2 separate regions of the Homo sapiens genome follow, and region 1 is linked to region 2. Evidence: read pairs that join two places in POLR2A ChIA-PET (ENCODE). Cell type or tissue: A673. All regions are shown on one strand. Each heading gives the region's core, and the rest is flanking DNA. Links, peaks and the distances in the headings are about the cores only. Region 1 overlaps LINC-PINT (long intergenic non-protein coding RNA, p53 induced transcript). Region 2 overlaps LINC-PINT (long intergenic non-protein coding RNA, p53 induced transcript).

Evidence for each region. ChIA-PET counts read pairs that join two places held together with the same protein. Peaks named below come from ENCODE experiments on the same cell type or tissue, not always from the same donor. Only the 100,000 strongest peaks of a DNase experiment are listed, where the experiment ranks them.
Region 1: POLR2A ChIA-PET joins it to region 2 with 5 read pairs; 7 of 35 experiments call an interaction of 5 or more read pairs at or near these places.

What each region holds. Positions count from the first base shown.
Region 1 is chr7:130,877,646-130,893,900 of GRCh38, forward strand. LINC-PINT (long intergenic non-protein coding RNA, p53 induced transcript) reads right to left here. Exons shown (of 8, transcript NR_170176.1): 7 at 6,672-6,751; 8 at 3,347-5,091. Among named protein-coding and RNA genes, the nearest start is that of MIR29B1, 8.2 kb to the left of the region's middle. RefSeq lists an enhancer at 8,832-10,031. In A673, for the core only: no CTCF peak of the experiment used is centred there; a DNase peak (open chromatin) is centred at 1,766; H3K4me3 peaks cover 706 bases; H3K27ac peaks cover 1,330 bases.
Region 2 is chr7:131,056,017-131,072,271 of GRCh38, forward strand. All of the region lies in intron 2 of LINC-PINT (long intergenic non-protein coding RNA, p53 induced transcript), which reads right to left. Among named protein-coding and RNA genes, the nearest start is that of LINC-PINT, 46 kb to the right of the region's middle. RefSeq lists enhancers at 1,154-1,448, 1,219-1,363, 2,873-3,017, 3,021-3,165, 9,241-9,385 and 6 more and cis regulatory regions at 1,291, 2,945, 3,093, 3,251, 9,313 and 5 more. In A673, for the core only: no CTCF peak of the experiment used is centred there; no DNase peak of the experiment used is centred there.

The DNA.
Region 1 (16,255 bases), core at 602-3,101, 190 kb before region 2:
ACAGAGCTTTGGCAAATTTCATATATTCATAAACTGATGTCACTGAATTTGTTATTGATGGGAGAGCATGCCTGGGACTCCCTTATTCTTAAGTTAAGTTGCCCAGACAAAGGTTCAGCTTCATCATTTAGAGGCAAGGGCACATGTCAGCCCCGTCACTCTTGGGTGGGAAGACAAGGAAAATCCTTTGCTTGGGTAAAGGCAGGAGAAGTCAGAGGCATCCTGTGATCAAGTACCCAGGCAGGCGGAGGACGACTAGCAGTGGTGCTGGAGAACCGTCCGTCGGACATGCAAATAGGACAAAGCAAGCAAGTGCTCCATAGAAGTTGAAGAAAAACGCTTTCCTAAACCTATTATTTTCACTTGGAGATAACTTGGATCCAAAGGATTACTGAGATTTTGGGGTCTAGGGAAGAAAATAGACTAGCTCAGAGGCCAAGTAAGTCACATAATGGCACTAATGAGATGCTAATGTCGCTTCCGGAATGAATTCCTTAGACTGCATCTATGAGTTAGGGGTTTTTGTGAGCTTTACTTAAGACTCTCCTTCCCTCTACTCCAAAGGTAAGGCTTTGTACTCTGAGTTCTCCTTGGCAAATTATTTTTTGCAGCAGTTCTTTTTCGCCGTCATGGTATAGTTCTTGGTATCATCTTATTAGGTGGCCTGTTGTCGTCCCTTTTTGTGTTCTAGGCATCCAAAAAGATACTTCATGTACCCAGGCCACCTAATTAAAGGGGTGTGCACTGTTTTTATAAACTGTTATAAAAAATTTTATACATTAAATTGGAATGACAATACAATGAATTCCTAAATCCATACTATCTAAATTCAATAACTATTCCTTTTTATCATGTTTTGCTTTAATTATATGTAATATAGATACATATTTTTTGCTGCATTGTTTGAAAGTAAATTGATAACCACCCATACATACACTGCTCCTAACTACTTTGAGGTCGTTCTATAAAATGAAGACACTCTTCTACATAACCACAAAATCTTACCATACCTAAGAAAACAAACAATTCCTTGGTACCCACAAATATCCAGCCTACATCCAACTTCTCCCACTTTCTCCAAACAAAAGGTTTTTTATAGGTTTTTCAAACCCAGATCGCATCAAGGTTGATTCACTAAGACTCTTTGGTCTCTTTTAGCCTCAAAACACTACCCAACCTTTTCTTTGGCTTGTTTTATCATGACATACCACCTTGTGAAAACCAGGCTCCAATCCTGGCTGTACCATTCACTTAGTCTGTTCCCTTGGCTTGTATTTAAGAACTGAACTTTAGTTTCTCCGTCTGACTTTCCTCATATATCATCCTCATTTTACAATCTCACTATGTGTATTAGAAGAACATCCAATTACCACGTGCCTGTGGTTGATGATTCCAAGTGGGTTCAGTGCTAATCAGTCAGGAGGTGCACTGCAGGCTGTTTACCTTGGGTCTGATTAGCATAACATTCTTGTTCCTCATGGGCTTGGCCAGTTATCTTTTCATAAGGAGATCCCAGCACAAACTCATCCTTTATCATCATGGAGAAGCATCCACAGCACATACCTATTGCTGCTAGGCTGGTTTTTAAAAAAAATCTCTGTGAATAAGGGAATAGAACACCAGGGCTATGGAGATGCGTGGCAATCATTTCATCAAAGATGTAAACAGCTTGTTGACTGCAGTGAAAGGCACATACTTTGTGAAGTGACAGGCAGTGACACATTTCAAGTGGATAGTAAATTTAAGCACCAAAACTGGGAAAAGTGCCAGGACAGAAGAATCACTGCAACTCTCAAATAATGGTTTCACTAATTCTGTGATTCCTTTAGGGACCCCCTGCATCCTTCTGTATATGCTACTCTAATTCGCAGTATCAGTGACTGAAGTACAAAAGAAGCAGCCAGATTATTCTCATCAGTTACAAAACTCTAAAGTCTGCTTATTTTTGATAAATAACTAGTCACAGTGTTTGCCTACTGCCTAGAAGTTTTTTCAAATGATTGACACTTCAGTTATGGGGAAAATTTTTCCTGAAGAATGAATTTCTTTTACTTATGTCTGATAAGATCATATATATCTCATACACCAAATACATCACACACACTATATATTCAACCATGCCCTTAGCAGGGCCAAACAAATATGCTAAGTTTTTTACATTGTCTTTATGTATGCTTCTCAAAAATTCAGCAGAAGGCTAAGCGTGGTGGCTCATACCTGTAATCCCAGCATTTTGGGAGGCTGAGGCAGGCAGATCACTTGAGGTCAGAAGTTTGAGACCAACCTGGCCAACATGGTGAAACCCCATATCTACTAAAAAAATACAAAAAAAAAAAACCAAACTAGCCAGGCGTGGTGGCACATGCCTGTAGTGAGGCTGAGGCCGAGGCAGGAGAGTTGCTTGAGCCCAGTAGGCGGAGGTTGCACTGAGCTGAGATCGTGCCATTGCACTCCAGCCTGGGTGACAGAGCAAGCCTCTGTTTCAAAAAAATTAGCCGGGTATGGGATGCCTGCAATCCCAGCTACTCAGGAGGCTGAGGCAGGAGAATCACTTGAACCTGGGAGGCAGAGGTTGCAGTGAGCCAAGATCATGCCACTGCACTCCAGCCTGGGCAATACAGCCAGACTCCATCTCAAAAAAAAAAAAAAAAAAAAAAAAAAAAGGCCAGGCACGGTGGCTCACGCCTGTAATCCCAGCACTTTGGGAGGCCAAGGCAGGTGTATCACGAGGTCAGGAGTTCAAGACTAGCCTGGCCAAGAAGGTGAAACCCTCTCTCTACTAATTAATAATACAAAAATTAGCTGGGCGGGAGGCTGAGGCAGGAGAATTGCCTGAACCCGGGTGGCAGAGGTTGCAGTGAGCCAAGATCGCGCCACTGGATTCCAGCCTGGGCAAAAGAGTGAGACTGTCTCCGAAAAAAAAAAAAAAAAAAAAAATCAGAAGAATAAAGGTATGATACATTATTTTGCATCTGTGGGCTCTTCATATTAGCCCAGTGTGACAAGGTCATTTGGTATATCTTCCCACATTGCTTTTATGTCCTTGGGGAGAAAGTGGGGTACTGAGTTGGCAAGTAGTGACCACGCCAGGTACTCCTGTGTGGCAACAGCTGAGTAGTGGCAGTCGATTGTTTTCTGTGACATGAAAAGCCAGCAAACTGGCTTAAGGTCACTTCCCCTGGGGTTTGAGGATTTCACAAGGAGAGCTCTATCTGAGCAGGACATTTCTTTAAGAACGTAGCTTTGAAATGTTCGAGACATCAGGACAAAACAGTCCCAACCTGAGTATTGAGGCTGGACTACAGATGCAACTGTTACGCAACAGAACACACTGTGATAAGACATCTTGAGTTGGGTCCTTGTTTTCACATAAAGCAAGAGGCTAGTTTCCTGAAAATAAGTCTCCATGAAGAGACTGGCTACCCAGTTAACGGCAAAAAACCCCCATGGCTCACTAGTAAAGAGATGGAAGAAAACCAGTTGATAAATTAAAAAGGGCTCATTCATTCTCTTTCCAGGGCATGCATAGGAGAACAGAGTGAGACAAGTGGGATCTGCTTATTTTGTTGAGTCTTTCAGTGACTTTCAGCTGCAAGGGCAACTCTACTGAGAAGGAAAGATTTCACTCAGTAAACATTAGCATGTTTCCAACCCTGCCTAGCCTCTCATTTCCAACAATCAACTTGATTGTTCTGTATTTTTAGGCCAGGATACACTAGGGCTGAATTTCTGTAACTCAGGATGTTCTATTTTAATCATCAGCAATTTTAAGGCATGGCAACATCTGAAAGAAAAAAAAAACGTAATGACTCTTTCTTACACACAGAACATGCACTTAAAATTGTCAAAACTCTCCATCTCCAGCATTAAAACAATCATCTTTCAAGAACAAAATCCTTTCTCAGTGTCTCTCAGCCCACAAGCCATGAGAATGTGTCTCCATTTCAAAACCCAGTCTGTACCGTCATGCTTCCGCTGTTTCTCAGCAAGCTGCCTTTCTTTGTAACTTTTTTCTTCCAAATCTGATTGATAGTGAAGCTGGAGCCTGAGATGTAAATTAATAAACCACACCAGGAACTCCTTGCATGGCAAAAGCTGAACAGTACAAATCCATTGTTTTCCTGGATGTGAAATGCCAGTCTGTTCTTGCATGAGCAAACTGGATTAAAGTCACTTTCCTTGGGGCCTGCGGATTTCACAAGGAGAACTGCATCTGAGCAGGACACTTCTTTAAGATGTAGCTTCAAAATGTTTGGGACATTGGACACAATAGTCCTAAGCTGAGTATTCAGGCCGGACTATGGGTGCAACTGGTACTGCCCTGACGAGGGGCCACACAGCTCTAAGTCCTTCTTTGTTGCCCCATGTGCCTTGAATGGATGTTTTCTTATAGGAAGCGGATGAACAAGTTAACACAGGATCTGGCTGGGCTGCTTACTAACTATGTGATCCTGGGCAAATCATTTAATTTTTCTGAGCTTCGGTATCCTGATCTGGAGAATGGAGATGCGAATTTCTATATTGCAGTGGTTGTTAGGGTCATATGTAATGCAGTCTGTAAAAACAGTGGGTCACTTTTAAAGCACTATGTGAATGTTTGGTGTTTTATCAGCTGGATCAGAACACTGGAGTGCTTTTGAGGGAGAAGGCCAAAATGAACTGAAAAGTGATGGGAAGTGTACTCTGTGAAATAGTCATAGCTTCCATTTTTGGAACACTTAACGCATGGCAGACACTATGCTATGTGCTTCACATGGACTTTCTTGGCATTCACAACCACTAACATGGTTGGTGGTGGCATCTTCGTCTTTCAGAAGAGGGGCTAGAGACTTAGAAAGGGTACATGACTTCACTTCCTCTTGGTCACAGAGCTGGAGTGGCAGACTGGGACTCAAACTCCAACATGCCTGATTGCCAGCCCAGGCATTCAGCCAGCACTCTTTACTGCTCTGTCCTTTATACCATTCAGCGCATCTTCACATGGACCTCTGAACAGTCACTGGCCCCAAGTCTCAGGGTTTCATCAGTAAGTACATGAGTAAACCATGAAAGCCAGCTTTGGTCATGAGGAGTAGAAGTAGCACCAAATAGCTCACCAAGAGAAAGGGAGAAAAATTGGAAATTAGCACAATTTGGCTTGCACTGAATGGTCAGAAGACCTGGACCCTCCACCACACTTCTGACATGCAGTGTGACCTTAGGCCAGTCCCATCTTCTCTAAAGCTTCATTTTCCCACTAACCTTAAAGAAGTTCAAGTCAAAGAGCACAGTGATGAGTCCCACAGATCATGCTTGAGATGGTGACAGTGTTAAAATACTGACTCCAAAATACAGCCTGGCAGTTTATCTTCTCGAGTTTCCTGTTTCTATGACACTGTACGGTGAGATGGCCAAATGCAGACTCCAGAGCCAGAATGCCAAGCTCTGCCACCAGCTCCTCACACAACCCTGCACAAATCACTTTAACTCTCTGTGCCTCAGTCTCCTCATCTGTAAAATGAGGGTAATAGGCCGGGTGCGGTGGCTCACGCCTGTAATCCCAGCACTTTTGGAGGCTGTGATGGGCGGATCACGAGGTCAAGAGATTGAGATCATCCTGGCCAACATGGTGAAGTCTCGTCTCTATAAAAATACAAAAATTAGCTGGGCGTGGTGGCATGTGCCTGTAGTCCCAGCTACCTGGGAGGCTGAGGCAGGAGAATCACTTGAACCTGGGAGGCGGAGGTTGCAGCAGTGAGACGAAATCGCGCCACTGCACTCCAGCCTGGCGACAGAGTGAGACTCCGTCTCAAAAAAAAAAAAAGATGGTAATAACTGGACCTAGCACATAAGGTTGTTGTGAGGATTAAATCAGGTAAATATGATGAAGCCATCTGAACCAGTGTTAGCACAATGTAAATATTCAGTAAATGGTAGCTATGATAATAAAAGTAATACATTAGTTTTCAATAAGCACATTATAAACAGAGATGTGGCTAAGAGATCCACCACAGCTGGTAAATGGAGAGGGTGCAGAGATCCTGCTGTCACATGCTTTGCCATACATTGACATATTCTGGAGTAACTGACTGCAAAGCTGAAATGGCATCCCCAACTGAATTTACTGAAATTCATATATTTAATATTTTTGACTGCCTTCTCTTCTTCCCAGTCTAAGACCTGAATATGGGATCTATACCCTTGTTTTTAAGCAGGAGTTCATGTTATAGATTCTTCCTGACCGTAAACCGGGAGTTGGGTGGTTGAGAGAAAAAGAGTAGAGATCAAATACTAATGATCATTTAAAAAAACATATCAGGCTTGTCAGGCACGGTGGCTCACACCTGTAATCCCAGCACTTTGAGAGGCTGGGGCAGAGAATCACTTGGCCCAAGTTTGAAACCAGGGCAACACAGGGAGACTCTGCCTCTACAAAAGAAATTTTAAAAAACTAGCCAGGCGTGGGTGGTACACGCCTGTGGTCCCAGCTACTTGGGAGGCTGAGGTGGGAGGATCGCTTGAGCCTGGGAGGTTGAGGCCGCAGTGAGTTGTGATCACACCACTGTACTCCAGCCTGGGCAACAGAGCAAAACCCTACCTCAAAAAAGAAAAAGAAAAATGTACTGAGGAATCATCCAGGGACAAAATAAAACTCCCTTGAGGTTGACTTATAAGCAGAAGCCTCTACTTACGTAGGTGTAAAAGCAGTCTGTTAACAGATATTTTCCAGGCACAGAAATCCTCAGGAGGCATTTGTTCAGAAGACCTGCACCTGGAATTTAAATGACAGTATGAGCTCCTAGGAAATCTCCTGGAGTAACAGCAGAAGAAAAAGTCAGTTGTTTTCTCGTAAACATGTTTCTCCACCAGTGTCACCAACAGATGCATTTTTAAAAACAAGAAATAGAAAGCACCTTCTCTTTCCTGCTTAAGACACACAGGTTGGGAAAGTTCCTGTACAGTGAGCAACACATGCCCCCTCATGCTGGTGCTCTGTGCGGGAGAAAACGTGAGGTGTGGCCGTTGCTAAGGAAACCGCTGACACGAGGCAGAGCAGCAAGGTTTGCTCAGCAAGGTGTCTTAGGAAATAAAACACAGTCTAAGCCTATAGATCCCATCACAGAAGAAAGGCAGGCAAGGATCCCGCACAGGAGACGGTAGAAGGCTTCTATTTTCACAACTGATTCTGCAGCCTCGTGCTGTAGCAGTACAGGCTGCAGAAGGTTTGTGGAGGGGAGCGCCGGTCTGCAAGGACGGTCTGTGACGGCTTCAGAATCAGGTGGAGGGCAACTGAGAAGAATGGAAACCACCTCACATTCTCTCCTACCTGGTCTAACTTTACAGACGAAATGCATCTTTCAGCTGCATCACAAGAGAGGAAGCCAAGGTCGTAGGGTCTTCATTTCTGAAAACTGATTGTTCAAGTAAATCCTTCAGTCGTCCCCCTGATGCGACCTGCTAGGGAAGCTGGGAGTGCCTTCACAGTGGCTCCAAGGGGGTGTCCTTATAGGGGATTACATCTCAAGACACATTTTACCCAGCAAGAGGCTGCATGACTCAGCAGTCTGATGAAGAAAGCTCTGTTAAGTTACCACCAATTGCAATTTCTAAGTTAATGATTACAGCTCCACCGAGGAACCAGAACACAGCTGAGGCCACAGAGCATTCCCCGTGCTTACTGGCCAGTGGGGATGATGTTGCCCAGATGTGTGGGTCGGAGCTGAATGGTGAAGACAATGATTTGTGATTCGCAGGTGGACTCTTTAAGCCAGGTGCTACTGAACATGCTCTTCAGTGACTGGGAAGCTCTCAAGAAAGATGATATCACAACAGGAACAGATTATGTTGGGAAGATTCTTGAGAGTTGAGATTAAAATCCAAGAGGAGCTCGGCCAGTAAAATAAATGGTCAGAAAAAGCCATTTGATACTGTCCTACAACAGAAAATACATCTAAAAAATCAAGCTGAGAAGTACAGATGGGAAGGAAGAGGCAGTGGGGTAAAACAACAATCAAACCAACGTGAAGCTACCGAACACACAGAATTCTGGAATATTTAAACACTATCATAATAGCATGTTTCCAAAATTGTCTGATTATAAAAATGGGTATAGAAAACCAACGTCAGACAGGAGCTCTTTCATTTTTTTCTTTTTTTTTTTTTTTTTGTGAGATAGTCTCACTCTGTCACCCAGGCTGGAGTGCAGTGGCATGATCTTGACTCATTGTAACCTCCGCCTCCTGGGTTCGAGCGATTTTTTCTCATGCCTCAGCCTCCCAAGTAGCTGGAGTTTTAGGCGTGTGCCACTACACCCAGCTAATTTTTGTATTTTTAGTAGAGATGGGGTTTTGCCATGTTGGCCACGCTGGTCTTGACCTCCTGACCTCAGGTGATCCGCCCACCTCGGCCTCCCAAAGTGTTGGGATTATAGGTGTGAGCCACCGCGCCCAGCCCTCTTTCACTTTTCAACAGTAACTGAAGTCTGTGTCAGATTGTGAGGAACACCTGTCTGCTGCTTTCTGGAAGCTTTCAGTATTTGAAAAAGTGGCTAGGGAAGCTGCTGGGAAGTCCTTCAATTAACCTTAAAAAGCATGTAATAAAACCTAATTATAGAGCATGCTTCTTTCATCCTCTCTGTCACTCCTTTAGAGAATGTGGTGACTTTCTAAGCCACTGTCCCTGCAACCTCCTAGGATTTAGATGTATGAACATTATTTACAGATGGGAAAAACAGAGCACTGAAAGTTTTGGTCAAGAAAACCGTACGGGTTAGTGATGGGGTTTCTCAATTGTGAAGACCTGAGCTTGACAAATGCATTTTCAGCTTCCCAGGATACCCCTGGCTCCTCAGTGAGCACTGGAAGTTTGTCCCTTCTATAGCAGCCCTTGGCAGTTCCAGTCTAGGGGCAGAAGCCAGCCTGCCACTGCAGAGAAGAGCAGCAAGTTCCAGCCCAGCCGGCGAGCACGCTGCACTCATGGGCTTCCCAAGGCTCTGGCGGGAAGTCACGGGTCAAGTGAGGTCTTCTTAGGTGCTCAACAGTCACACTCTGGGGCCTGAAAGGTCTTAGAAGCTTATCTCTGTCAATCTCTGCTTAGAATCAAATCGATCAATCAATACCTTTTCCTTCTCTTTGCTTCTCCTACTGAGCCCCAGCATATTTGAGTGAAGGTACTTACATGTACGTAGCCTTTTAAAAGCCAAGTACTATCAAGTGAGCTCCCATTTCAAGGCACGTTTGAACTGGGAATAGAAAGACGGGCAGCTTAAGCTTTGGGATCATACAGACCCGGATTCAAATTTCACTTGTTACACAGCCTTGGCAAGCTATTCAATCCTTTTGGGGCTTTAGTTTTTTGTTTTTGTTTTGTTTTTTTAATTTATAAAGTAGAAATGATGTTAACTCTCAGAGTTGTTGTGAAAACACAGCTGACTCAAATAAAATACAAGATACATAGATTTTCAACACATTAACCCCCACCACCCCACCACTTTCCCCTGTGAGGGGATGGCACATCTAACATTTTTGGGTAAAATTTCCAGAAGATCTATACAGTCGAGTTGTTAAAAACTGGTGTGAAAGACTAAAATAAGATTAGGCATCAGTAAATCAAGGCTGCGGGTGGGTCTGGGGGCTTCTCTGGAGGGAAAGGCCAGACCAAGGGATGTCCCAACAGGAAGTTAGGAGTCTGGGGAAAGACAGATATGATCTGAAACTGGGACCAGGAAATTCCAACCATTTCTGCCTACTGATTACTCATCATTGATTCACCAAGTTTACAATTTACCAGGAGGATATGGGAGCAAACGAGAGGTAAATCCCACTGAAGTTTAAAACATAAAAATAGACAATGACAGAGGGTGTCAAAGGAAACCACAGGGCATGGCGGGGGCAAACACAGGAGGCGCCGGTCCCCGTGAGCCAGACACAGGAGGGACATGCCACTTCTTCCACGAGGGACTAACTAGCAGCAATGCTGCAGAGACACAGGTCACTTCTCAACATTCCTGGTCAAGACAGACCTCTTAAAATCATGGGTAAATATCCACCGACTGCCTCCTAGAAGCCCGCACTGTGCTGCACGCTGCTGGGGAATACTGAGGAGGGGATGTGAAATGTCTGTATGTGACCCAGGACCTAACTGTGGAATGGAGTCCAATTCTCAGGGACAGAGAAAGTGCTCCGGTGTGTCCTGCTGGTGGAGAGCACAATCGTCATTGGAGACTGGATGAGCTCAGGGCAGGCTGATGGATTATTCAGGAGAGGCTTCATAGGGGCCAGGGGCCTGAGCTGGGCTCTCCAGGGGTGCAGCCTGGGCAGGGGAGAAAGGGAGAACTCTAGGAAGGGGACGGTAAAATCATGCCAGATGTGGCAGGGGTGAAGACAGTGGGGGATTGGGCAGAGCCATGGTAGACATCCCACCGCCAGGGATCAGAGATGACAGGGCAGCAGGCGTGCGGGGGTGGAGCCCACATGTAGATCCCCCGCCCCCGCACACAGGGTCAAAGTTAGCTGGGATCAGGGATGACGGGGGGGTGAGAAGAAGCGTGGATTTTATGAAGAGTAGAAGAAACAGATGTTTGTTAAGACCTAACATGTGGGAGGCACTGCTGTGGACAGGAGTGAGTGAGACGCAGGGCCGGTCTTCATGGAGTTTACAAGCTGGCGGGGGATACAGCCCTGTGGACAGATAACTGTCATTACACGGGCTAAACACTAGCATAGGGGGAATTCTAGGAGATACAGGGACCCACAGGTATGGCACCAGACTATGGGGTCAGAATAAGATCTCACCACAGAGGTATGAGCAAAAAGAAACAGGATATGGTCTGTTCCTTTCAAGCTTCCCACAGGGGCCAGGAGCCCCTTTTGCAGGATGTCTTAATAAATGGGACATAAAGGTACCCATTTGTCTAGAGTGCAGTGTTGGCTGCAGACAGTGAACATATGAAATGATGCCCTTAAAATGCCCTTTGGCTCAAAACGAGTCCCCTTCCCTGACCCTAGCTTTAGAAATCAAAAGGAAGATGATCATGTCATGGGACCCCAAATTACACTCACACTGCAGGTGAAACACTGGGGTGACTTTCACACGCACAGCTAAGAAGGAAGCCAGTTTCCGTATGACTGCAAGTGCACAGAAAATCTAGCATGCCGAACAGGAGGAGCAGTGGAGGGGAGTGCTCGCTTAGGAGGGACCCAGGAGCATGCAGAGCCTCTGTCCTGAATCTGCTCCCTCTATGTAAGGAGGCCATGAATAAGGTACCCATTCCAAGAACAACAGCAAGGGGAGGGTTAGGAGACATTCTCATCCAATGTGAATATAAAAATCTTAAGAAGAAAACAATACCCACTGCTTTCTGTTCCATTGTCCCAGCTTACTGTGTGATTTTCTGTTAGGAGAACTGTACCCACAGCTTTAATTTGATGCATTTGCTGGATCATGCTTTTTTAAACAAATATAAAGCAGAGAAGAAAAAAAATCCAAGGTAGATTTCAGTTAAACTATCACCACCACGACTCTCCAATTCACTCCCGTGTAGAAAATGTGCATTTGTTTCTACGGAGCATGTGTAGACAGCCCTAGCTCCCTGGAAGAGAGATCTGAGGGAAGGCCATTATGGACGCACAGTGGTCTTAACACAGCGAAACTCCTCTCTTCAGTAGCTTTTTTTTTTTTTTTTTTTTTTTGAGACAGAGTCTTGCTCTGTTGCCCAGGCCGGAGGCAGTGGTGCGATCTAGGCTCACTGCAACCTCCGCCTCCCAGGTTCAAGTGATTCTCCTGCCTCAGCCTCCCAAGTAGCTAGACTATGGGTATGCCCCACTACACCCAGCTAATTTTTGTATTTTGAGTAGAGATGGGATTTCACTATGTTGGCCAGGCTGGTCTTAAACTCCTGATCTCAGGTGATCCACTCGCCTGGGCCTCCCAGAGTGTTAGGATTACAGGCGTGAGCCACCACGCCCAGCCAGTAGCTCTTTTAAAAATAAACTGGGCTGGGCATGGTGGCTCACACCTGTAATCGCAGCACTTTGGGAGGCCAAGGCTGGAGGATCGCTTGAGGCCATGAGTTCGAGACCAGCCTGGGCAACACAGCAAGACTGCATGTCTCTACAAAAAAGTTTAAAAGTAGCTGGGTGTGGTGGTGAGTGTAGTCCCAGCTACTTGGGAGGCTGAGGCAGGAGGATCGTTTGAGCCCAGGAGGTTGAGGCTGCAGTGAGCCTTGATGGTGCCACTGCACTCCAGTGACAGAACGAGACCCTGTCATACACACACAAAAAATTAAAATAAATTGCCTACTTTAAAAATAAAGACAAGGTGGGGCGCAGTGGCTCATGCATGTAATCCTAGCACTTTGGGAAGACGAGACAGGTGGATCACTTGAGGTCAGGAGTTCGAGAGCAGCCTGGCCAACATGGCGGAACCCCGTCTCTACTAAAAATACAAAAATTAGGCGAGCTAAGAGATCACAGCACTGCACTCCAGCCTGGGTGATGGAGCGAGACTCTGTCTCAAAAAAATAAAAATAAAATAAAAATTAATACAGGTGTTGGGAATGAGGTCTGGGAGGTGGCTGTCATTTATCTCTAAAATCATGCTAGAAGCTAAATATATAATCATTTTTCCTCCACGTTGTTTCCATGGGCTTAGAAGAGGGAAAAAATGGCACTTAGTGTTACTAGGACCAAAAGACAGCTCCTCCTACTAAAAGATCATCCTGGAGTTGCTTAACTGAATATTTATGACATACTAACATCCTTTGGGGGAAAACACGTTTCGAAATAATCAATTAAAAAAAGCAAAGTGATCAATGACAGCTGTTTAAACACCACCTGGAAAAATAGGATTTACTCCACAGCAGCTCCCTGGGTGCAGAGATCTTGGTGCAGATCCCATTTCGCTGACTTGCTTTCTCTCCTTAGACAAATGTGTGTGGCGGGGCTGAGTACCTGCTCATGTCCTTTTCTGGGGACGCCACACATGGCTGGTTTCTGGCCCTTGGGGACAGTGGCTCAGGTCCAGAGGAGAACCCTTACTGGCTGTAGTGTGGTGGGCACAGCAGGGGTGGGCCGGTTCACCTCCTGGCTTTGAAGAAATGGGTTCTCTCCTATGGCATCTGTGATTCCCAAAGTCCTCAATCAAGCAGGAAGGGGGTGAGTCGATGGCTCTTCCCAAGGCCTTCTCCTCCCATGGACAGCTTCTCTGTCCGAGTTCTCTCGCCGTTTCTCCCCCTTTACTCCATCCCAAGAGGCACTTGTGAGCTTCAAGGGCATCTTCTAAATATTACATTCACTCAGTGCCCCAAAGAGGACAGCCTGTTCTTAGAACATTGCTCAATTCTTTCTCCTGTGGTAAGGATTCAGTTTGTTTTATTAAGAACTAGTGTGGCATAAGTTCATTCTCATCCAAAAAAAAAAAAAAGAAGTATATCAAGTCTCTTCTTTTGGCATATAGTAGATAGAATTGTTATTATTCTTGTTTCTGTCCCAGAGCTAATACATTCACGACACACTGGCAAAGGATATTTTGAAAAAGCTGTCTATGGCAAATAACTGATTTGTTTCATTTTGTAAAAATGAAGTTCTCCTTTCTGACCCAAGTCGTTTTCTAAACGATCTCAAAGGGCAAGCTGCCTCTTCCAGCGGGAGGCTGAGGCCACGCTGGAACCTCCTTCCGAGGTCTGGACAAGAGCTGTGTGGTGCAGAGGAGGGAGGGCTGGGCCCAGAACCCAGAGGTCTGCCTCGGGCTGGCCTCTCTCTCCAGTCCTGTGACCTCTGGCTGACCAAAGCCTCCCTGGTTCCGTCCCTTCATGTCTGAAATAAGCAAGCTATATTTAATAGTTTTCCTTTTGCTCTAAAATAAGATGATTCTGAAATACGACATTAAGTGTGAGGCTGGTTTCTGCTTTGGACCTCACCTAAGGGGTTTTAGTCATAAGCCCATGCGTGGAAACTGGCCCTGCCAAAAAAGAAACATTCTGAATCATTCAAAACCATTAAGAATGTTGGCTCTGACTTCAGAAAGGCAAGATAAACAGACCCGTGCCCAGCGGGAACTCACTTACTGGATGTCTCTGTGTTTTTAACTCATCGGTGCCTGAGTACTTCCCAGGTTCCTTCGAATGGCTTCAATGTTTAACGCTGTCACATTTGTACTATGAACTCCACTTTCATAAAGGCGGGGGCAGGGGGGTATTTAATTTGGTGCTAAGTGCTCATTAATCTTTTTAGTGTGGTCACCAGAACTGGCTTTTTTGCAGCCTCTAATCCAAAAGCAGGTTAATTCTCCTGCCCCACACAGGTTATAAAGTTAAGAAAATGTGGCACATATACACCATGGAATACTATGCAGCCATAAAAAATGATGAGTTCATGTCCTTTGTAGGGACATGGATGAAATTGGAAACCATCATTCTCAGCAAACTATCGCAAGAACAAAAAACCAAACACCGCATATTCTCACTCATAGGTGGGAATTGAACAATGAGATCACATGGACACAGGAAGGGGAATATCACACTCTGGGGACTGTGGTGGGGTCGGGGGAGGGGGGAGGGATAGCATTGGGAGATATACCTAATGCTAGATGACACGTTAGTGGGTGCAGCGCACCAGCATGGCACATGTATACATATGTAACTAACCTGCACAATGTGCACATGTACCCTAAAACTTAGAGTATAATAAAAAAAAAACATTAAATAAAAAAAAATAAAAAAAAAAAGAGTGAAAAAGTTGGGTCAAAAGATGAATCTGTTGTACATGTTGGTATATGTCACTGAATTGTCCTCTGGAAATGTGCCAAATCAATAAACTCATAAATGTCTTCTGAAAAAAAAAAAAAAAAAAAAAAAAAAAAAAGGAATAAAGCTTCCCCGCCCAGCCTTTAAAGTCCTTTTCCCCTAAACAATACTCCAAAATCAATGAATCTAGAGATTCTTTGCACCGGAGTGGTTTCCAAATCAATTGACCTCTAAGCTCCAAATGCATTTTGATTCTGCTTCTATTGATCTGAAATAATAAAGGCTATGGAATTGGGATATGGTTCTGGTTTCTAGTGGAGTTTACCTGAAAAACTAGGATACCTTTGACCATCCATATTTCTAGGAAGCCCTCTGACTATCCATATTTCTAGGAAACCCTTTGACCATCCATATGTGGCTACTTTTTTATACATACAGTACTCATGCAAAATAAACAGAAAAATAAAAGAGTAAATCCCAACTTCCAGGTGACAGTTTACAGCATATCTGGCAACTACGTGGTAGAGTTTAGTGGGCCTGCCAGAGTCCTTGTGTATGCCCCAGACATAGGCATACACACACAGAGCTCAAGAAAGCTGCTCAAGAAAATGACAGTCTTTTTTTTCTTTTTCTTTTTCTTTTGGGGGGAACTTTCACTGGTATAGAACTAACTGGGCACATAATGGGTAAGGACAAACACTGAAACTTTTTTTTTTTAAGTTAAAAAATTCCAGCTGGGCATGGGGTGGCTCATGCCTGTAATCCCAGCACTTTGGGAGGCTGAGGTGGGTGGATCACCTGAGGCCAGGGGTTCAACACCGGCTTGGCCAACATGGCAAAACCCCATCTCTACTAAAAATACAGAAATTAGCCAGGCGTGGTGGTGGGCACCTGTAATCCCAGCTACTTGGGAGGCTGAGGCAGGAGAATTGTTTGAACCCGGGAGGTGGAGGTTGTAGTGAGCTGAGATCATGCCACTGCACTCCAGCCTGGGCGCCAGAGCGAGACTCTGTCTCCAGAAAAAAAAAAAAAAAAAGTTAAAAATTCCATGTTCAGAAAGCAAGAGACACGGTGTTATTTTCTCCAATTCTGAAAGCTCCCAGTGGTGACAGCATCGTTAGCCATGTGTAACATGTGCATCCAGGCAACTGACTGTCACCAGACTTCTCCATGGCCTTACTCAAACTGAGTAAGCTGGTAGTATTTCCTAAGAGTTGTCACTCAGTTGTGAAAACAGAGAGCTTTTTGTTTTTTGGAAAATCCTGATCAGCCGAAATGACTGGGTGGTCAGCCTTGCCCATCTTTTGGCTACTTAGATAAAGGCTTCTTTTCCCAGGCAAGGAGAGAGATGATGGTTAACTTGCTTTTTAGACTGAGGTCATTGCTATTCGCTGGTGTAATGAATAAGCTAGACGTTTAAAAACAAAACAAAACAAAACAAAAAACCTCCTTTCAAAAGCAACCACATTTTTCTCTTCTCTGGAAATGAACAGAACGCGTCATGAACAGAACACGTCATAATTTTTTAAACAT
Region 2 (16,255 bases), core at 7,443-9,942:
TCCCCTTTTAACATCATGCCATGCCAAACTCCTGATGTTCCCCTAGTGCTCCACGCCTGAAGCTCCTACAGGCTTGCTCATCTCAGGAAACAGTAACTCCATCCTCCAAGATGGAGTTTTCTCTTTCCCTCATATCCTCTGCCCAATTCATGAGCAAACCCTGTTGGCTCAATCTTAAAACTACATCTGAATTCTAACTACTTCTCCCTGCTCCCACCACTGCCATCTGAGCCTACCTCATCTCCATCTGGATGACTACAATAGCCTGGGAGCTGATGCTTCCCTTGCCTTACTTGCCTGCTGGGAACAGAAAATGCATTAATATGACCACACTGAAGTCTTTCCGTTGAGATTGTCATAGTAAAGATGAATTGTTTGTTATATTTGTCTCTCAAATATTTCAGGAAAAAGTTGTTTCTTCCATGTTACGTTAGTTCTGAATATTTAAATTGCTTTCTATTATGAAAACCTGTATTAACAAATGCAAGGTCCTTGAAAAAGTATTCTATTGTTGCCCTTGACTCTGAAATGAATTAGAGTTCTGTGTGGGCAAAAATATTAGCCCAGCTCTTAAAGGTCCATGGAAAATGTTGTTTGCTTTCTTCAAAGCTTAAAAGCTTCCTGTTAATCATCAAAATAAGATATCTCCACTGCAGGCATTTGTTACTTGAAGACGAACAGAACAGAATCAGCACCTATATAAAAACCACACTGACAATATCTAATATTTTAGAAAAAATGAAATCTGATGGTCCTGTTAACAATCATGGTATTTTCTAAACCCCTGCCTCCTTTTTTGTTGTTATTTTTTGTTTAGTCAGGGTCTTGCTCTGTCACCCGACTGGAGTGCAGTGGTACCCGCATAGCTCACTGCAGCCTTCAACTCCGGCCTCTGCCTCCTGACCCTACTGCCTCAGCCTCCTGAGTAGCTAGGACTACAGGCACACACCATCACATCCATTTTTTTTTAATTTTTTTTTTTAGAAAAGGGGTCTTGCTTTGTTGCCCAGGCTGGTCTTGAACTTCCAGCCTCAAACCATCCTCCAGCCTCAGCCTCCCAAAGTAATGGGACCAAAGGTATGAGCCACTGCACCAGGCCTCAACTCCTTTCTTTACTACAGTCCCCAAAAACCAGAGGCCTGGATTCAGTGCCTCTAAAACTCCTTTCTGCTAGTTTGGCTCCAGCGCTCAGCACATGCACTTCCCAAGTCGTTGTTTTCTTTGATCTCCTTAGACTCTCTGCCTCCTAGAGAATCTAATCCACATGAACTGCGCTCCTGGATCTTTTACATAACTGTGGTTTTTCACAAGGTTCTTTAAACAAAGGTCCACGTGATAGATTTCTGCTCAAGCTTAGTTCCAGGAAACGTTTGGTTTCTGCAGATGTTTACATGCTTCCGGCTGTCAGCACATGAAAACAATATAATTCTGTTTCTTTTCCTCACTTTAGCAACTGGAGAGCATAAAATCAAATATATTGTTCAAATCTGTTCAACACTGGTATATGGAAATACTTAATCCTTAAACTTTTTTTTAGGTGAGGTTGGTTTTATTTTTTATTATTTTGCCTTTTGGCCTAAATGTGGTAAGTGGTTTCAGAAACATGAAAAGCTATAAAATGTAAAATATACAAGACAAGAACAAAATAGAAAAAAGGCTGGGTACACTGGCTCAGTGCTTGTAATCCCAGCACTTTGAGAGGCTGAGGCAGGAGGACTGCTTGAGCCCAGGAGTTCAAGACCAGCCTGGGCAACAGAGTGAGACCCTGTTTCTTTAAAAAAAAAAAAAAAAAAAAAAAAAATTAGCTAGGTGTGGTAATGTGTGCCTATAGTCCTAGCTAACCGGGAGGCTGAGGCTGGAGGTACTGTGAGCTGTGATTACATCACTACCCTCCCGCAGTTACAGTTAGAGTGAGACTCCATCTCTAACTATGAAAGAAAAAAATGGAAAAAAAGAAGAAAGCACAGTGGTGATTTTCCAATGAGAAGGCATGAATACCCAGAATCAGACTGTCATCCCAAAAAAAAAAAACAAAACTCTCTTCATAAGCAAAGTTAAAAAGAGTCCTCCACACTCTTTTTTTTTTTTTTTTTTTTTTGAGACAGAGTTCCACTCTTGTTGCCTAGGCTGGAGTGCGATGGCACGATCTCAGCTCACCACAGCCTCTGCCTCCCAGGTTCAAGCAATTCTCCTGCCTCAGCCTACCGAGTAGCTGGGATTACAGGCATGTGCCACCATGCCTGGTTAATTTTTTGTATTTTTAGGGGAGACAGGATTTCTCCATGTTGGTCAGGCTGGTCTCAAACCCCCGACCTCAGGTGATCCGCCCACCTGGGCCTCCCAAAGTGCTGGGATTACAGACATGAGCCACCGCACCCAGCCTCCACCCTCTTTATTTAAACCCTGTTCACTAGTTTGAGTAAAATAATCAGATATGTTTTCGGTTCAATTTCCCTAGCAACACTTAAAAGTTTGAAATTTTTTACAATCAACTTCAGTAAGGCTTCTTTAAACATTATTTTGAAAATTAAAAACATTTTAGAAAAGCAAGCTAAACTGGTTGTATGACAGGTATACATTCTAAGTCATTTTGAGAGGTGACACCGTGCTGGCAGCCCTCGCTTGCTCTTGGCGCCCACTCTGGCCACACTTGCGGAGCCCTTCAGCCCACCGCTGCACTGTGGGAGCCCCTCTCTGGGTTGGCCAAGGCCGGAGCTGGCTCCCTCTGCTTGCGGGGAGGTGTGGAGGGAGAGTCACGGGCAGGAACCAGGGCTGTGCGTGGTGCCCGTGGGCCAGCACGAGTTCCGGGTGGGCGTGGGCTCGGTGGGCCCCGCACTCGGAGCAGCTGTCTGGCGCCGCCAGCCCCAGGCAGTGAGGGGCTTAGCACCCAGGCCAGCAGCTGTGGAGGGTGTGCCGGGTCCCCCAGCAGTGCTGGCCTGCCAGCACTGCGTTCAAATTCTCACCGGGCCTCAGCTGCCTCCCCGCGGGGCAGGGCTCAGGACCTGCAGCCCACCATGCCCGAGCCTCCCCACCACCGTGGGCTCCTGCACGGCCCAAGCCTCCCCAATGAGCGCTGCCCCCTGCTCCGCGGCACCCGGTCCCATCGACCACCCAAGGGCTGAGAAGTGCGGGCGCACAGCACGGGACTAGAGGGCAGCTCCGCCTGCATCCCCAGTGTGGGATCCACTAAGTGAAGCCAGCTGGGCTCCTGAGTCTAGTGGGGACTTGGAGAACCTTTATGTCTAGCTAACGGATTGTAAATACACCAATCAGCACTCGGTATCTAGCTAATCTAGTGGGGACTTGGAGAACCTTTATGTCTAGCTAAAGGATTATAAATACACCAATCAGCACGCTGTGTCTAGCTCAAGGTTTGTAAATGCACCCATCAGTGCTCTGTGTCTAGCTAATCTAGTGGGGACTTGGAGAACCTTTACGTCTAGCCAGGGGATTGTAAATACACCAATCAGCACTCTGTGTCTAGCTCAAAGTTTGTAAATGCACCAATCAGCACCCTGTGTCTAGCTCAAGGTTTGTAAATGCACCAATCAGTGCTCTGTGTCTAGCTAATCTAACGGGGACTCGGAGAACTTTTGTGTCTAGTTCAGGGATTGTAAATGCACCAATCAGCACCCTGTCACAACAGACCAATCAGCTTTCTGTAAAACAGACCAATCAGCTCTCCGTAAAATGGACCAATCAGCAGGATGTGGGTGGGACCAGATAAGGGAATAAAAGCAGGCTGCCCAAGCCAGCAGTGGCAATCTGCTCCAGTCCCCTTCCACGCTGGAAGCTTTGTTCTTTCACTCTTTGCAATAAATCTTGCTGCTGCTCACTCTTTGGGTTTGCACTGCCTTTAAGAGCTCTAACACTCACTGCAAAGCTGTAACACTGCAGCTTCACTCCTGAGGCTGGCGAGACCACGAACCCACCAGGAGAAATGAACTCCAGACGGGAAGAATAAACAACTCCAGATGCACCACCTTAAGAGCTGTAACACGCACCGCCAAGGTTTGCAGATTCATTCCTGAAGCCAGCAAGACCACGAACCCACCAGAAGGAAGAAACTCTGAACACGTCCGAACATCAGAAGGAACAAACTCTGGATACACCATCTTTAAGAACTGTAACACTCACCACGAGGGTCCATGACTTCATTCTTGAAGTCAGTGAGACCAAGAACCCACCAATTCTGGACACAATTTCATTTGGTGAGCAGTCCAGATTACATGTGTGTACACTGTAATGATCAGCTAAGGACTGACTGCTTTTAGCTCCTTCACCCGTTCTCACCTCTGAGGTTCAGTAATAAATGGCTCCTACCAACTAACTGAAGTATCAATCAAAATCTTAAAGGTATTCATTCATTATACGGTATTTACACCCCCCTTAAAATGCAAAATTTATAGTTTTATTAATACAAACATCCAGACAAGAAAATAAGCAGACTAGCAAGATAAAACCAGAGCCTTCAAAAATTACACAAAGCATACAAATATGTAGGCCAAATGGTTAAAGTGAGCCATAAACTTGGCCCTACACTCTAGTGACAAAGCAAAAAGGGAAAAATGATCAGTTACAAACTGGACATGATCAGAGGGTAAATTTCAGGGAAAATAAATTTCTCCTGGTACTCAAATCTAAGAAATATTTCTCTAGTGGATCATTCTATACATGATACACTGGGGTCTTCAATAATGTCCCTGAAAGATATGCTGATTCTTATTGCATATAGCATATATAGTAAAAACATAATGCTCTCTGATAAGGTGGATAAATTTTAAAAATAAAGCCTAGAAAGTCTGTTCAACAGAACTTTCTGTAATGATGAAGATGCTCCATATCTACACTGTCAAAGATAGTAGCCATTAGCCACATATGGCTAGTAAGCACTTGAATTATGGCTGGTATGACTAAGAAACTGAATTTTAATTGTATTTCACTTTAATAGCCATATTACAGCAGCAAATATCTACCCACTGGACAGTACAGGTCTAAAACATTAGTTATCAAACTTTTTTTTTTAGCAGTGGAACCATTTTGGGGTTGGCAAACATATATAGAATCTAACACATTAAAAAAGATAGTATAGTATATATACTTGTAAGTTCAATCTAAAATATTTATAGTCAATGAAAATATGAGTATTCCAATAAATATTAGAAATCGAGGATTTTAAGTGAGAGTTATGAAGTTAGATCAACCCCAGGAACCACTTTTATTTCTGTATTTTGTTTGGATGCACTGCAGTGCCCACGTGGGACTTCTAATTACACATTCTGAGCTACTCAGTTACCAAGGCCACAATCAGCAGCCATTTATCTACTCAGGAAGCATAGAAGAAAACACAGCATGCCAACAGGGCGGTTTCAGGTGTTTCTCTTCATGGAAGGAGCCCCCACATGAGCCCACACGGCCATCCAGGAGCTATTCTCTCTGGCATCCAGCTGACAGCTCAGGGGCAAGGAAATGAAAATCACAAGGGTGGGCCCAGGTACCATGCTGGTTTGGTGCCACTCTGGGAGGCCGAGGTGAGTAGATCACTTGAGGTCAGGAGTTTGAGATCAGCTTAGCCAACATGGTACAACCCTGTCTCTACTAAAAATACAAAAATTAGCCAGGTGTGGGGTGGCGGGCATCTGTAATCCCAGCTACTCGGGAGGCCGAGGGAAGAGAATCGCTTGAACCCGCGAGGTGGGGGTTGCAGTGAGCCAACATTGCACCATCGCACTCCAGCCTGGGCAACAGAGCAAGACTCTGTCTCAAATAAAACAAAATAATATAAAATAAAATCACAAGGGTGGTGCACAGACATGCTGGCTTAGAAACTTTGTGCCCCAAGCAGAAACCAAATATCATATAACGGTGCTAGTCACGGCGTCCAAGGTTCCCACAAAGGACATACCCATTTCTGAAAAGTCAGTACTTCTGGGGAAGCTACAGCTTCTAATCAGGAATTTAGAGTTCACTTACAGTTCCTCCCAGTCCAGATATGTTTACCAAACAGAGGTCACTTTCACCACAACAATGTTGCCTGGTAACATGGTGAACATTTCCCTTTTACCAGGGGTTCAGGAGAACTGAGTAGAGAGTTAATCTAAGGTCAGATTTGTCCTTAAAAAAATGAAAAATGGTTTGTTAACTCTTTTTTTTTTTGAGACAGAGTCTTGCTCTGTCCCCCAGGCTGGAGTGCAGTGGCGCGATCTTGGCTCACTGCAAGGCTCCGCCTCCCGGGTTCACGCCATTCTCCTGCCTCAGCCTCCCGAGTAGCTGGGACTACAGGCACCTGCCACCACGCCCGGCTAAGTTTTTGTATTTTTAGTAGAGATGAGGTTTCACTGTGTTAGCCAGAATGGTCTTGATCTCTGACCTCGTGATCCACCCGTCTCGGCCTCCGAAAGTGCTGGGATTACAGGCATGAGCCACCGCGCCCGGTCACTTTCGTTAATTCTTTAGCAACCTTCATGATTAAAAAAAAAAAAAAAAAAGAATCCCACATATCAGGAATAGAAAAGAACTTGCTTAACTTAAAAACAAAAACAAAACCCTACAACAAAATCACACTTAATGGTTAAATAATGGGAGTATTTCCTTCAAAAGCTACGAAATGCAAGAAGGATGACTACAATCATCACTTTTACTTAATAACATAATAGAGGACTTAGTCAACATTAATAAAAAAGACAAAGGAAATATAAAAATTTAAATGATGTAACAAAACTGTCTTCATCTCCAAGTAATCATTATCTATATAGAGAATTATGAAGGAAAACCATTAAAACTAATAAAAAATAAGTTCATCAGTATTGTTAAAAGATCAAGATACAAAATTAATATAATTCCTATAAGCCAAAACATCACATTGTAATTTCAATAAGAAAAGCTACCTATCATTTAAAGCAGCAACTAAAGCTATAAGCTTTCTAATAATTAGTCTAACAAAAAAATCTTCAAGAGCTTTATAGAGAACATTATAAAGCCAAGTAAGTTGAGAAATACATTATATTTGTGGATGGAAGACTTAATAAATATCCCTAAACTGAACTGAAATACAACATGATTACAATCAAAATCCCTACAGGGTCTTTCATGGACCATGGTAAGCTGATCCTAAAATTCATAAGAAAAAAGGGCCAAGAACAGTCTTGACAAATTTGAAGAAAACAGGCAGCCACTCTCTAAAACTTTAAGTTATATGAAACAATGATAAGCAAAACAGTAAAGATAAATGAAAAACAATAGAGCACCCAGAAAAAGACTCACGTATGTTCAGAAATTTGATATATGATGGCAGTAGCACTGCAAATCAGCGGGGAAAGGACAGACTATTGAACAACAGTTATCCTGAGACATAAGTTAACTATAAGAAAATAAAATCATTATCTCACATCATAGAGACACATTTTCAAGCTATAGGCTTAAATGTAAAAATAAAATTTTGACAATTTTTAGGAAAAAAATGCTCTTTAGGTAATGATTTTTAAAATAACATACAAAAGTAGAAATTATAAAGTAAAAGACTGATAAATGTGTTACTATGTTGAAGTTTTTAAAAATTCTAACAAAAGGTTCTTCAAACAAAATGAAAAACCAAACCACAGACTACAAGATATTAACAAAATACATAACAAAAAGGTATTAATTTTCAGGATACATTAAGTCCTAAAAGTCAGTAAATAAATACAAACAACTCTATTGAAAAAAATGAGGCAAAAAATTGTGAATAGCTAGTTAACAAAAAAGGAAATCACGGTGAAAATAAACATAAGATGTTCAAGTTCAGTACGATGCAGTTTAACACTACGATGAAACAGCATTTCGCGTCAGACTGGCAAAGTATCACACTAATGAAAGAAAGTTACACTGAGTCAACCACTCTGGAGAGGAATTTGGTAATATCTAATAAAGATGAGATACGCATACCTATAGCCAAGTAATTCCACTCCTGAAAATGTACACTAGAGAAATTGGCACACGAACATAAGGAGGTACATATCAGAATACAGGTAACTGCAAAAAATTGGAAACAATTCAAATGTGAATCAGGAGAATATGCATACAATATAGTCTCATAATGAAATATCTTATATATGAGTATTACGTATATTTATGAAAGAAATAAGGACAGCTACAAGTATCAAAGAAGAATAAAGAATCAATAGAGTAAAAAGGCATCCTATGGAATGGGAGAAAATATCTGCAAACCATGTTATCTGATAAGGGGCTAATATCCAAAATATATAAGGAACTGCTACAACAGTGGCAAAAAAACCCCAAATAACCCACTGAAAAAATAGACCAAAGACTCGAATAGGTATTTCTCCAAAAAAAAAAAAAAAAAAAAAAAAAGATATACAAATGGCCAAGGCGTACATGTCATCAAATGCCAATGAAAACCACAGTAAGATGTCACCTCTTATATGTTAGGATGGGCATTATAAAAAACAAAAACAAAAAACCCAGAAAATAACAAGTCTTGGTGAGGATCTGAAGCAACTGGAATCCTTGCGCATTGTTGGTGGGACTGTAAAATGGTGCAGCTTCTATGGAAAACAGTATGGAGATTCCTTAAAAAATTACAAATAGAACTACAATATAAACCAGAAATCCCTCTTCTGGATATTCATCAAAAAAAACTGAAATCAGAATCTTGTAGAAATGCTTGCACCACCCCCTTGTTCACTGCAGCATTAATCACAATAACCAAAAGGTAGTAACAACCTAAAATCCATCTTAAATGAAAAAACAAAGCAAATATGGTGTATACATACAGTGGAATATTAGCCTTAAAACAGAAATCTCGTCGTAAGTTACAACATGGATGAACCTTGTTGCTAAGTGATGGATATTACGCTAAGTGAAGAAGGACAAATACTGCATGAAACCACATAGATGAAGTGTCTAAAGTAGTCAAACTTACAGAAACACAAAGTAGAATCTGTTGCCAGACTGGAGGGAGGGAAAAATGGGCAGTTGCTATTCAATGGGAACAGAGTCTCTGCCATGCAAAATGAAAAGTTCCAGAGATCTTCTGTACCACATTATGCTTATAGTTAATACTGTAGCATACACAATAATTTGTTAAGAGGGTAACTCTCATGTTATGTGTTTCTTTTTTCACAATAAAAAAAAAATGTTAGGTGAAAAGACTAGCTGCAGAGGCCTACGATGAAACATGGTTTATATAAAGTTTCAAATCATAAAAAATAATGTCTTACATACATAACGATGAGGGCCACGTGCCGTGGCTCACGCTTATAATCCCAGCACTTTGGAGGCTGAGGCGGGAGGATCACTTGAGATTAGGAGTTCGAGACCAGCCACATGGCGAAACCCTGTCTCTACTAAAAATACAAAAATTAGCTGGATGTGGTGGCGCATGCCTGTAATCCCAACTACTCGGGAGGCTGAGGCAGGAGAATCGCTTGCACCTGGGAGATGGAGACTGCAGCGAGCCGAGATCATGCCACTGCACTCCAGCCCGGGTGACAGAGTAAGACCCTGTCTCAATAAAATAAAATAAAATAAAATAAAATATATATAAAATGATGCAAATGTAAACAAAGGTAGTAAAAGTATAAAATATGTTTGGAAATGTTAAACACTAAACTCAGGATAGTGGTTTCTACTGTAGAGGAAAAGAGCAGAATAGAATCAAAAAGAGCTAAATAAGAGGTCTCTATTTCGTCTCTATTTTTTTTTAAATCTAAAGCAAATATTACAAAACTGATGGTATTTGATAGCTTAGTCTATTTTTCTATATGTCTAGAATATTTTATTAAAGAAATAAATTTTTTAGAACTTAATACCAAGAATATTTTTTTCCTCCTAAGAAATGAGTATGTTTCACCTTCTCTAATAACAAGTTTCCATGATGTGCCAGGGACAGACATTATAGCAAAATTGAGAGACAGTGTCTGTGTGTGTGTGTGTGTGTGTGTGTGTGTGTGTGTGAACTCTTTTCAGAAGAGGTCTCATAGATTACAACACAGGGATGTGGCTTAAATAAAAATGTTAAAAATTATTAACATAATTGATGCTATTTGTCATTTTGCACTAGGCATCAATAAAAACATGAAGCAAATCTGAATTAAAATCAACACATGTGCAACCTTTTTTCTCAGTTCTGATTTTCTGTTTATATGCTATTTCATTTTATGTATTTGTGTGGTAAAGTTGCCTCAAACCCTCTGTGAAAAAAAAGGCAAGCTATTAATTAAAAAAAAGAAACATCCTTTAATAAATATTCTACCAAATCCGTACAAGGAAACACAAAACAGAAGACTCAGGTGGAATGAATGTGAACATTGAGATAGCAGCCTTGGGACCAGGTGTCAACACAAATGGTTCCATTCCTAACTTTCATAAGAAAGGCTCAAACATAGTGTGGGCTATATCCAAGTTCTCATCCTTTTGGCCACAAAAACAAACCTAAAAACCCTAAGGAATATGACAGTAATAGGAGATGTCGGAACTGGCAGGTGAGAAGTATCCTGTTGATTTAAAATGCCCCCCAGATGATTCTCATATGCTTCTCCCCACCCCCCACAAAAGCCCACAATCCCTGACCCAGTTGACACCACTAAATTAGATTTAAATTAGATTTATTCTTTAAATTTGTTAAATATTCAACAAATAGTTTATTGAGCACCTACTCTGTCAGTGTGAGGAAGTGAGTGTCTTTATACTTCTGCACAATTAGAACTGGGAAAATTTTACTAGGACTTGTGTTAAAGGACAACCTTAAAACTTAAAAGATGACTGAACAGATAGTGAGGGACTTACCTCCCCTGAGCTATGTGTTTACATTTCAGAAGGATGATGAAACCAGGACTGTGGAAATCTTCCAGGGGTTATAAACTCAAGTCTGTTGTCCTAGGTTATTGCTATAATAATCATAATTTGTCCCTGCCCCAGAAACTCTGCATCTACTTTCAGGATAACATGAATAAATATAGGTGTTCAAAACTTATCAGTCCCCAGGTACTATGCTGGTTTGTAGGCACATCTCATAACAGTGATCAAGGTGAAGTTCCTGCTCTCATATAGAGTTTACAGTCAATTGTGGTCCTGAGAAGCAAATAATCTATTACTACGTGGTGTGGTAAACGCATGGCAGGAGATGTTGTCAGAGATCAGGGAAATCTAAACTGAGAGCTGATGGTGAAGAGTTAGCCAGACGCCTTTGTCTGAAAATAAGAGAAAATCCCAAGCCGACAAAGCCTCACTATCTTCACATAACAAGAAATCCCAACAAAGGATGGCTCAGCAATGCAGTAAGGCCCCCGCCCCAGCTGTCTTTCTGCCCCGCTCCATGTGGCGATGATGCTTGGGCTAGCTCCCTTCATGGCTGCAAGACAGCTGGAGCTTGGCCCACAGTGGGCAGAACTTCTCATCCAACTCTTTTTCACCAGGATGGCAAACCTTTCTGGAAGCCTCCACCAGGCTTCTCTTTATGTCTCAAGGGACAGAACTGGGTCACATGTTCATGCTCAAACCTATCAACTGGCAAGAACAGAACCTTCCTGACAGCCGTGGGCTGTGACTGGGGCCTGAGCCTAGCTTCCCCAGAGCATATGGGTATACAGAGAAGAGTGGATTCTTAAGCAAAGTGGAGGTTCTGCTAGAAAAGAAGAGGGCACTGGAAGGTTACAGGGAAAGCGACCCATGGGATGTGCTGTAGTCATTAAAGTAATATTTCCTTTGTTTAGAAGGAATTTACGCTATTTGGCATTAACAGGAAATGTAAAGAAATAAAAGACCACCTTGTACTTAAGCAACAGCACACACATAGAATTTTAATAGAGAAAAACTAGAAATAAATGAAATTAATATGGTGTAAATTAAATAACACAAAGCTGAAAGATCATAGAGTAATAGAGGTAGATCAGGTTTTTAATAACCAGAGGCAGTTCTGAAAGAAGAGAATTATAAAATGACAGACGCTGCTTTATGTTTAAAGGCACAAAGGTAAAAATTTAGGGGAGACAAGGTAAGTTTACTCAGCCGTAACAGAGACTGCAGAACACTGAGAAAATGCACATGCAAATATAAAGCTCTTGGGGGCATACCCGAGTGTCTGTCTTGAGAGCCAAGGTTTAGCCCAGGTAAAGGCACCCGATATGTATGTCTAGAATGAATGAGTGAATGAATGAATGGAGAGGCTTGGACTTGAAATACTATTTGACAGGAGACTACTAAAGGTTGCTTATCATAGGACACGTGTGACGAAACCATTTCTGATGAAAACTCTTGCTTTCAATACATAGAATGAAGTGGAGGAGTACAAGATATAAAGCGTCATTAGAAGGCTATGAAAGTCATCTGGACATAAAGTAATCAGGGCCTGGACTGGGGACTCAAGAACTAAAAATCAGAAGTGCAATGGAAAAAAGTGGTGGTTATACATCAGTATACCTACTCTGCTTGTTTTATTTACTAAGAATGTCACAAGCATATAAGAAAGTGGTGTTGCACATTTTAGATTCATTTGTTACTGCATTATGAAAAACAGGATGGCATTTTTAATCTAGTTTATCTGATCCTGAATTTTAAGAAGGGTTTACAGCATTTCAACTAGACTACTTACCCTTGGTTTCTTTTCCAATTCCAATAGGAAATCTGCAGGACTCAATCTGATTCCACCAGAATCATGATCTCTGTGGCCTCCTACTGCTAGCTATCTAGAATGGCAGCTTTTGTGTATTTAATACTTAAAACAGTTCTGTAGCAAATTGTTCTATTAATGAAAATAGTAGAGACTCCTTCTGCCCTCTAGTTTTTCTCCCATGTATGTAATAATGACGACCCCAAAAGTAACATCTTAGACATGATTCACAACCAGACCAAATCTATGATTGAGGTAAACAAAATATATACAAAGCTAAGAGTCATTAATTAGATCATTCATGTCTCCAACATCATTTCCTGTAACAATCAATGAGAAGCAATTCACAGATTCCTTCTCAGCTGGGTGCAGTGGCTCATGCCTATAATCGCAGCACTTTGGGAGGCTGAAGTGAGAGGATCGCTTGGGGCTAGGAGTTCGAGACCAGCGTGGGGAACATAGCAAGACCCTCCTCCCAACCCCCCCCCCCACCCATCTCCATTATTTTTAAAAAGGTATTTTTAAAAAAAGAAAGAAAGAAAAACAATTCTTTCTGTTTTAACTATTGTTTGCACATATCTTATATACCATGTGGTCTTCATTTCACCCCTGGCACCTTTACTTACCTACTCTGCTTCTTCATGACTGGTCACGGTAAAAGCTAATTAGTGCTTCTGCCTGTCAGAAGACTCATTCTTGACAGTTCTTGCTGACAAGCAGTCTTAGTCACAAACAAATAGGGCTTCACGTTCAGCCAGACTCTAAGTCTCACCGTCCCTCTGGGAGGCAGCAGAGAGTTCCAGCTAACTCGAGAAAAGACAACACAGCCAGAGAGGATGGCTGCCTGCAGGCTGACAACGCTGTTTCAGAGCACCCTAACACTTTCGACACAAGTAGATTACACCGGGGGAAGAGTTTAGGGATGAACACGGGAAAAGTACATAAAATCTAAGCAAACAAACAAAGCCCTCCTCCAAAAAAAAAAAAAAAAAAAAAAAGAAAAGAAAAGAATTATTAACACCAGGGAAAACAAAAAGTTGTGCTGGAAAGAAAAGGCAACCATAGATTATATAACTCAGCTGGGAATAATGTTTTCAAAGTCCTAACAATGTAAATGCTGAATTATTCAAAATGTAATTATAATGAAAAGAAAAGGGCTATGCACATGGGGTGGGGGTGCATAAGATAAATTCTCCTGGCCGGGGCGGTGCCTCACGCCTGTAATCCCAGCACTTTGGGAGGCCGAGGCGGGCAGATCACGAGGTCAGGGGATCGAGACCGTCCTGGCTAACACGGTGAAACCCCGTCTCTACTAAAAATACAAAAAAAATTAGCCGGCGCGGTGGCGGGCACCTGTAATCTCAGCTACTCGGGAGGCTGACGTAGGAGAATGGCATGAACCTGGAAGGCGGAGCTTGCAGTGAGCCGAGATGGCGCCACTGCACTCCAGCCTGGGGTACAGAGCAAGACTCCATCTCAAAAAAAAAAAAAAAAAAAAAAAAGATAAATTCTCCTTTATCATGAGAGGTCAAAGGTAATGCCTAACACTGAAAAAGTAAGAAGAGGATAGAGCAATGCCTGTTTAGAGAGCTGGAGGTAAACAAGCAGAACAATCCGCTCTAAGAGTTGAGCTCAGAGAGCAAGGGATGGGGCAGGAGTGACAGCGGGGAGACTGCTGGTCTTTGTAACAAGCCTTGTACCTAACAAGCTCTTGGAATATGCGGGTTGTGTGCATGTACAACTTTAGAGTTAAATTAACACTAGTTTAAAAGTGGCCAAGTAGAGACTAGAACCCAGAGTTGCTTAGTTTAGTGCTTGTGCCACTGTATAATACCCTTTATAAAAAATTACATATATTTTCCACTCTTGAATATAGAGAAAACAATGATATTTTATCAAAACAATGTAATGTACTATTGTTCTTGTCAAGGGTATTGTGTTTTCATTTCATGGACAAAGAAAAAAATCAAATATTCAGCAGTTGAATTGCAGACATACCAGTCTATAATAGGGGCAGGGAAAAACACAATATTCTTGAGTAAGACCTTCTCTGTTAAGGGGCACTCTTTTATTACAGAAACACATAAACACACACAATAAAATACAATGAGGTATCTCAGCACTTTGGGAGGCCAAGGTGGGCGAATCACTTGAGGTCAGGAGTTTGAGACTAGCCTGGCCAACATGGTGAAACCCTGTCTATAATAAAAATAAAAAAATCAGCCGGGCACAGTAGCGGGCACCTGTGTTCCCAGCTACTCGGGAGGCTGAGGCATGAGAATCGCTTGAACCCAGGAGGCGAAGGTTGCAGTGAGCCGAGATCACGCCATTGCACTCCAGCCTGGGTGACAGAGTGAGACTACATCTCTATACAAAAAAAAACCAAAAAACAACAACAACAAAAAACAATGAAGTAAGCACCATAACACTTCCTTGCCCTGCCTTGGTTTCCGCATTTTTTTTTTTTTTTTTTTGGTTTTTTTGAGACGGAGTCTTGCTCTGTCGCCCAGGCTGCAGTGCAGTGGCGCGATCTCGGCTCACTGCAAGCTCCGCCTCCCGGGTTCACGCCATTCTCCTGCCTCAGCCTCCCAAGTAGCTGGGACTACAGGCGCCCGCCACCACACCCGGCTAATTTTTTTTTTTTTTTTTTTGTATTTTTAGTAGAGACGGGGTTTCACTGTGTTAGCCAGGATGGTCTGGATCTCCAGACCTCGTGATTCCCCCGCCTCGGCCTCCCAAAGTGCTGGGATTACAGGCGTGAGCCACCGTGCCTGGCCGGTTTCCTCATTTGTAAAATACCTATAGAGTTTTGTGAATATGTAATGAGGCAGTACCTATATAGTGCTTGGTGCACTTCCAAGCAGGTAGTAATTACCTGCTAAGTCATAAGAAAAATAAGTCCAAATAGACAAACTCATGTCTGTTTGATTTTAAAGCCATGCTCATTCCTTTACATCACATTTCTAAAATAATCCTATTACCACCTTATTAGACAAAACACTGATTTTGATTTTACTCCTGGGTCCACGTGGCATTAAATAAGACACATTGTGATACATATGTATAAAACCTGAGGGTTAGAAAATATTTTCCAGCTCTCTATTTACAAATATTTTATTTATTTAGAAATAGTCGCTTAAAATATGTCTTAAGAATTTGCACAATTAGAAGTGAAGTTCCTGACTTATCAGGACATAAAACTTGTAGTCAACTATTTTCAATAACCAGCAAGTAAATGATTTGTCACTAGATGGCACTGTATTGGATAATATTTTTAAAAACCTTTTTTAGCACAATGAGATCCAACTTGATTTGTCAAATTAAAAGAATATTTTCTTAGTCACAGGATGAGATAGGAGGTCGGCACAGGATACAGGTCACAAAGACCCTGCTGATAACACAGGATGCCATAAAGAAGCCGGCCAAAACTCACCAAAACCAAGATGGCAATGAAAGAGACCTCTGGTCGTCCCCGCTGCTCATTATACACTAATTATAATATATTAGCATGCTAAAAGGCGCTCCTGCCAGCGCCATGACAGTTTACAAATCCCAAGGCAATGTCCGGAAGTTACCCTATATGGTCTAAAAAGGGGAGGAACTCTCAGTTCCGGGAAATCTCCACCCCTTTCCTGGAAAACTCATGAA